Linked DNA regions of Homo sapiens: region 2 is linked to region 1. The links are chromatin contacts, found by Hi-C or POLR2A ChIA-PET in ENCODE. All regions are on one chromosome and are shown on one strand. The core of a region is the stretch at or near the end of the contact, and the rest is flanking DNA. Distances in the headings are between cores, read along the strand shown.

The links. Hi-C counts contacts between places; a loop is a spot of excess contacts on that map. ChIA-PET counts read pairs that join two places held with the same protein, here RNA polymerase II (POLR2A). Pooled maps may share reads with other maps.
Region 2: a loop to region 1 is called in a map of Caco-2, with 6 times the contacts of the local background. The contact joins two enhancer-like sites. A Hi-C loop is called at or near these places in 2 of 168 maps with a recorded cell type or tissue (Caco-2 and aorta), 22 of 37 single-sample maps with no recorded cell type and 6 of 50 pooled maps. POLR2A ChIA-PET finds 5 or more read pairs at or near these places in 4 of 52 experiments (BJ, GM12878, HEK293T and 1 more).

The regions. Positions count from the first base shown.
Region 1 is chr17:9,290,366-9,294,178 of GRCh38, reverse strand. All of the region lies in intron 7 of STX8 (syntaxin 8), which reads left to right. Among named protein-coding and RNA genes, the nearest start is that of NTN1, 270 kb to the right of the region's middle. Within about 2 kb of position 1,843, at least 10 of the 41 ENCODE cell types and tissues checked have a DNase peak (open chromatin) inside an H3K27ac peak, as active enhancers do.
Region 2 is chr17:9,205,313-9,209,125 of GRCh38, reverse strand. All of the region lies in intron 5 of NTN1 (netrin 1), which reads right to left. Among named protein-coding and RNA genes, the nearest start is that of NTN1, 190 kb to the right of the region's middle. Within about 2 kb of position 2,130, at least 6 of the 41 ENCODE cell types and tissues checked have a DNase peak (open chromatin) inside an H3K27ac peak, as active enhancers do.

The DNA.
Region 1 (3,813 bases), core at 594-3,093:
GTGACCAACAGCACTGCAATAGACATCAGAAGACCCAAACCCTAGGCCACCTCTAGGCTAGCCGTGGAATCTTCATCATTTGCTTCATCTATAAGATGGAGAAAATAAGACTTGGGCCAGGGGCAGTGGCTCACGCCTGTAATCCCAGCACTTTGGGAGGCCGAGACGGGCAGATCACTAGGTCAGGAAATCGAGACCATCCTGGCTAACACGGTGAAACCCCGTCTCTACTAAAAATACAAAAAAAAAATTAGCCAGGCGTGGTGGCGGGTGCCTGTAGTCCCAGGTACTTGGGAGGCTGAGACAGCAGAATGGCGTGAACCCGGGAGGCGGAGCTTGCAGTGAGCCAAGATCGTGCCGCTGCACTCCAGCCTGGGCGACAGACAGAGACTCCATCTCAAAAAAAAAAAAAAGTACTATAAATGGTGACCACATAAAAAGTTAAACATGACATCTGGGGTTACTGCAAAGCTTAAAATGGATAACATATATGTCACGGTTCTTTGCAAAGTACAAAGTGTCGTATTCACTTCAAAATTAATGACAGTATTCTATTTTTATGGTAACATTTTCTGGGTAGACCGCCGGACCTTCTTACACCTCCTATCTCACTGTCATCACTTATCCAAGGACCTTAATCAGGTCTTTGAGAATTCTTCATAGCTACCTCATGCCCAAGTTATAATGTTCTCATTAAAAAAAAAAAAAGTCTCTAAAATTCCACATCTTCTGTGAGGTCCTCATAAGCTGATTACAGGTAGGGGATGACTTCCCCAGGAAGCCGTGTAAGGCAGTGGCTGCAGACACTGTTTTGAGGGGTCTACAATCTGACTTTCTGGATTGGAATCCAGCTCCATTGGTTACCAGCTGTGAGACCTCGAGCATCCCTTAGATACTCCTAGAATACTGCCTAGAAACTAGAAGTATTCATGGGATCTACCCAACATTGGGAGATTTGTGAGGGTGAAATGAATTATAGCATGTGTATTCTTCAGAACAATGCTTGGCACTTTGTAAATGCTCTCACTATTCATTATTATTTTTCTTTATCTACCTAGGAGACATGGAGGTCCCTGGCTGCTGTGTCCCAGTGGTTATTTAGTGATTGTACCCAATTCAATAATATTGGTGAAATGAATTTAAATTTGCTTAACCAACCAGTATCCATGATGATACCGGATATTCATGTTTTGTTCTATTTTCTGTCAGGTTACTTTAATCTGTCTTGAAAATAATCTTCCTAGAGTTGCTTGCTGGTTGGGTGTAAGGCCTTGTGTTTGGAGAGAAGATGGGGGGCATGAGAGCTGAATAGCTAGTGGCATCTGAGGACTTGGGGCATGGGAACTGCAGAGCACATTCTTAGAAACAGCCAGAGAGCATTCAGCGAGGGGAAGACTTGTTGGCTCAAGAGGAAATTCTGCTGCTTCCAAACCAGCTTGGTGAAGCAAGATGATTCTGCAAGCCCTAGTAAGCCAGGGCCAGGACTGTGAGCTGTGCTGCTGAAGGGGTTCAATGCCAAAGTAAAGAAAGGGGATTCTTTTTAGTTGGAGGTGAGAGGAGGAAACTCCTTCCTGTAGGCCTCAGAATAAAGCATGCTCGAGATTAGCCATTAGCAGGTAGCTGGAGAAATATGAGTGCCTCCTCTTTATTTTGTCTGCTGTAAAGTTATCTTTCTGAAGTCTGTGTTGTGTTATGAAAGAGACAAGTTTAATAAACAGATTCTATTTTTGTTCAAGCTGTGGCTTAGAAAAGCACCATAAATCTCTGAACTGGGAACCCACTGGGCTCTGTATGCCTGTCACTCTCCCTTCCACCACACGGTGGTGACACACCTAAGCTGCAGGTCTCCCACGCCAGTGAATGCTGAAGCCCCACGGACAGGCCCCACGGTGGAGACCGTGACACTGACTTCCAGGATGCCTTTGCTCTACCCTTATATCGTTCATATGTTTAGTACCCATTTATTTGTCTGAGGTTCTTCTTTGTGTAAAGGAATTGCCCTGTGGGCAGGGACTCCGTCCATCCACCTCTGGGCCAGTCCTGTACCTCCTGGATTCCCAGTGCCTCTGCCCCAGCTCCAGCAGCTTCTTCCTTAGCTCTAGTCCTGGTCTGGTTAGCTGGCAGCACCCCATCCAACACTCAGGAACACATCAACACAGGAGAAAATCCCACTTCTCCTTAGTTCAACTAAGGCAAGGCGGGAGGATTTGAAAGAGAACTTTTCCTTGGAAACAACACCAAAATATACACAAAAGCATAAATAAATGAATACGTTCACAGAGTTTAGCCTGCAGAACCAGACTTAAGATAAAACAGCAAGCAATAAAGACTGGCTAGCGGAGCCTTTGGACTGTTCAAAGCCCAGTTTCTTCCCCAACCTCAATCTCTAGGAATCTTGTAGGGCAGTTTAGCAAAGATAGCTCAAATCCTATCCCAAGATAGATTTTATTTATAATTTGTGACCTATGTATTCCAAAGAGGACATGGGTAGTTTACAATAAAAGATGTATGTATATATAAAATCTCAAAGCTGTTAAAGAATAGAAAATGTTTACATGTAGAAGAGAACGTAAATAAAATATGTCCAATTCCTAAACTAATACCATATTTGAGCATTAAATTTAGCACTGAGGATAGAATCTTGGAAAACCAACACAGAAAGGGAAATATGATGTGTACCACAATGGAAGTATTTAATAGGAAAGGAAAGAAACATACTTTTTTTTTTTTTTTTTTTGAGACCGAGTCTCACTCCCATCGCCCATGCTGGAGTGCAGTGGCGTGATCATGGCTCACTGCAGCTTCAAATTCCCAGGCTTAGGTGATCCTCCCTCCCTCCTGAGTAGCTGGGACTACAGGTACCCACCACCACACCCAGCTAATGTTTTGTGTTTTTAGTGGACACGAGGTTTCACCATGTTGCCCAGGTTAGTCGTGAACTCCTCGGCTCGGGTGACTTTTCGGCTTCGGCCTCCCAAAGTGCTGGGAGGTGTGAGCCACTGCGCCCAGCCAAAACATACTTTTTAAGAAAGGCAAGCTTTTTCCTGATACTGAATATTTAATCTCAGTAATTGAAGCATATAATTCTACAGTGATTTTATACAACACACACAAACTCTATTTGGTTGACAGTAATATTTGTTCGGGTTGATTCTACTTCTGGATCCTCATTTCTTCCTAGAACTTGTTCCATGTTCACCATGGCTATGCAACATTCCCTTTTTGAAGCTGACCTTAGGTAGTGCGGAAACCCCCAAAGGGTTGTCTTTTTCAGCAGAGGACATTAGACAAGAATGAGCCTCCCAGGGGACAGGGTTACTGCACCCTAATAAGAAGCATGTACGTCCTGGACTGGGTGGCAATGTGTGCCTTTCCCCTTTTCCAAACAGGAGCTTTTGGTAGCATCCTCAGGGCATTTGTCTACAGGTATATATCGGATATATTGGAAATAACTAAATTACTTGGTCATAATATGGAGAACTATTTATGAACTGGGTTGAGAAGATGACCATTAACCAGAGATCTGGGACTTGTACCACAGAGGCCCCTCCTTCCCTCGCTATACTGTAGCAAGATGTGATTTGAGATTTTTCTCCCGTTGGGAAGGAAGTGAATGCAGTTTTGGTTGTGCTTGGGATAATTATATTTTGATAAATGTATCAAATTTGCTTGAAATTGTATATACCTGTGTGTGTGTTTGTGCGTATACGCGCACACGTGCTTGCTGAGCAGCCAAGAGGAGAGTGTAATGAATGTGTGTTCTCTTCTGTCTCTAACACCCAATACCTGCGTGTTCCATGGCGTTCAGATGCA
Region 2 (3,813 bases), core at 881-3,380, 85 kb after region 1:
GCCGTGAGATGGGTAAGGGGAGGTCAGAGATGGTCTCAGCTGTGTCCTGAAGGATGAGAAGGTGCTGCCAACTGCATGTGATGGGCTCCAGGTGGCCTCCGACTCTGCAGCTGAGAGTGGAGGGTGAATGATGGCAGGCCAGTGGGAAAGGCAGGGCCAGATCCTGGGGCCTCTTGAGGCCAGGAGGAGAGCTGAGATCTGAGATGCAGTGTCCTGGGTCCAGTCCTTAGCAGATACAGGAAAATGGGTTGGTGTGGTGGGATCTGGCTGATGCAGCCCTGTCTCCGGACAGGAGCAAGGTCCCTTTCTTGGCTGTGCCACAGGCCTAGAGCCAGGCAGGGCTGGGGATGAAGAGTACATCAGGCCCAAGGGGGCGTCTACTCCTCCCCTGGAGTGCACGGTGGTAGAATCCTATTATTTGCAAAATAATATCTGGAAAAAACAGGACCTAAGCTCTTGGGTATTAGGAGAAGCCGGAGGCCATGAATGCCTTTCCCCTTGGCACTTGTGCTTGGAATCTGTTCCTGTGCCACTTCCCTGTGTAGCCTTCCTCTCAGCCCCAGGCACAAGAAAACCTCCAGGTTCTTAGCGCCCATTTCCTGGTCTGGGATTTTCTGTCTGCCTCCTCCCCTGGCAAATCGGACCTTGGTGTCCCAGCACCTAGCACAGTGCAGGTCACCGCTGACTGCTCAGCGAACCCACTGGCACATACACTCTGGACAATAAGCTGACTGCGGCTGTCTCTGTGAGACACCAAAGCTGCCTGGACCAACGAACCCACAAACACAGGCTCCCCAAACAAAAGACGTCAGCCAGCACCCTTTGCAATTATTCTGATGATACCCCTGAGACAGCCTGGGTAAAGGGCTTAGGCTTTATTTATTTATTTATTTAGAGATGGAGTGTCGATCTGTGGCCTAGGCTGGAGTGCAATGGCATGATCTCAGCTCACTGCAACCTCCGCCTTCCAGGTTCAAGCGATTCTTCTGCCTCAGCCTCCCGAGTAGCTGGGATTACAGGCACACACCACTACGCCTGGCTAATTTTTGTATTTTTGGTAGAGATGGGGTTTCACCATATTGGCCAGGCTGGTCTCGAACTCCTGACCTCATGATCCACCTGCCTCAGCCTCCCAAAGTGCCGGGATTACAGGCGTGAGCCACTGCACCCAGCTGGTTTAGGCATCTTTTAAACCTGCCAAACTCTTTGACAACAAAGAGGGCACGAGTTGGGCTGGAGAGGGTTTGAGTGGCACCAGAAATCAGAAGGCCATGCCACCTTTAACAGATGTACAGCTAATATCTGAAAAATGGGACCCTTGAGCTCTGAATCAGAAGGCTTTTCTGCAGGCCTCAGCCTGCTGTCTATGGGGTGTGGGGTGTTAGTTGGACAAGAACATCTCTTCCTGGACCCCAGGATACAATCCGCGGCTCCAGTGGCAATGGTCTCAGACTACTGATGAGCTTCAGGGCTGCAGGATGCTGGGAAGTGGAAAGGATCTAGCAGGACAGAGGGGGTGGCAGACAGGCGACCAAGGAACTCAAAATGCTGGCTCTGTGACTTACAAAGCTGTGTGTCCTTGGACACATTGCTGCACTTCTCTGAACCTCCGATTCCTCATTTATTAAGCGGGGGTGAGCGTTTGTAACAATCTTTTAAAGTTCCAGCGAGATGAAGCCCGACATGACAGGCACTAAAAAATGTTGGCTCTCATTATCTTTACTCTAGTTTAGGAGCCATGGCAGAAAAGCAATTTTATTGTATTACTGGCACATCCAATTATTTTAAACCCAAAGATATTTCTCACTCAAGTATGTCCTTGATTCACTGAATAATGGCTGACCTCTGGCTGTTCTGAAAAGCAACTCCATCTGTAGCGGATGTGGTTCCTTCACGGCACTTGTCACCCTGTGCAGTGATACATTTTTCAGTTTGGTTTGTTTATTGTATCTCTTCCTCCCCAAAGTGAAGTCTTCACTGCTGTATCCCCAGGGCCCGGGACACATAACAAGCCCTCAATAAATATTTGTTGAGCAAGTTCAATAAAAACGGGCGCAGCTGCCACCACTGTGCGGCAGACAAAGTGACCCTCAGCCGAGCAATTCCGGCACTCCCATACTCCAAAGGTGGAAGTCACCAGGCTCGAGTCTCTGTAAACAGCCGAAAAGTAAAGGCTCCAAGCAGGAATCGGAAGGGCAGAAAAAGGCAATTTTGGAAAATGCTGCAAAACTTAAAAAGCGAAGCTTGGAGAGTGTGGCTCCGTGCCTGGGGAGGAGAGCAGGAGCCGATAAATCTTCCCTCTCCAGGGAGGTTTGAAGGGCTTTGGTGTTTTGTTTGGACTTTAATAACACAGATCCTAAATCCACTGCCTTATGATGAAAATATATTTGCAGATTTAAAAATATGGGGCATTGGATTCTGAGGGCAGCTCTCACAGGAGGAGCCAGGAAGGTTCCGAGGCTGGGTGACCTCCTGAGGATGAAATCCCCTCCCAGGCTGCCTGGCCTGGAAGCCCATCCCGTGTCATTCCTGCCTAGTGCACCGGGACCCCCAAAGGGAAGGCACGGAGAGGCACGCTGGGGTGGACTTCTGGGAGGGGGCAAGCCTGCCAGGCTTTTTCTACCTGAGCCGCCCCAGCCCCCTCCCCCCGAGGGCAGGGCAGTCTGCAGCCTGGCTCAGGGGTGGGGTGGCCGGGCTGGGAGAGGTTGGGGGCTGCACTGACCATGTGAGATGGGAGCTCAACCCCTCTTCTCCACTTGGAACAAGAGGGTGCAAATGAGTCCCCAGCAGGCTCTTTCTTTTTGCTGAACAAGATGGATTGGAAAACAAATTGGCTCAAATAAAGCATGTAATTAGATTAAAGCCTCTTGCCCAGAGCATTTGGGACTGCAAAAAGCCCTCCTGACTGGAGGCAGGAGACCTCAGCTGGCTGAACCAGCTCCTGGACATCCAGAATTTTCTCTTGACCCTCAGCTGCTCAGTCCCAGTCCTCCCCAGCCAGTGTCAACTCTGCTGAGGAAATTGCTTCTACCGCGAAGTCACCCCAGACCCTGCTCTGCCACCAGTCCCAGACCTAGGGGTCACCCTGTTCCCAGCCTACAGATGCTGCCTCAGCCTCAGAGGCATGCCCCAGTTGGAGCTCAGCCCGTCTGCGGCAGGAGCAACCGGAATGGTGATGAGTCTACACCTGCCAAGCTCTCACCAAAGTGCTTTCCACCCAATGTCCCGAGTAAGCTGCACAGCCACATAGGAAGAGGCAGTTCGGGTGGTATTAGGACGGCCATGGCCATTACACACAGGAGAAAACAGAGGTACAAGTGTTCAGCATCCAAAGTCACTGGCCGGTGGGGGCCCATTCCCTAACACAGCTGCCTTCCACTCCAGCACAGGACAGAGGGGTCTCTTTCCATACACAGAGCCATGGCAACCTGTTGACTAGTGAGTACTGACCCTTAACCTCCCCCCATCGCAATGCAGGAGCTGCCCCTTCTCTCTCTCTCTCTGAGACAGGGTCTCCCTTTGTCACCCCAGCTGGAGCGCAGAGGCGCAATCACAGCTCACTGCAGCCTCGAACCCGTGGGCTCCAATGATCCTACTTAGCCTCCCACGTAGCTAGGACTACAGGTGCACACAACCAAACATAGCTAATTTATTATTTTTTGTAGAGATGAGGTCTCACTATGTTGCCCAGGCTGGTCTCGAAGTCTCAGGCTCAAGTGATCCTCCTGCTCTGGCCTCCCAAAGTGTTAGGATTACAGGCATGAGCCACTGCACCTGGCTGCCCCTTTTCAAGGGACCATCCTTTTGGCTTCC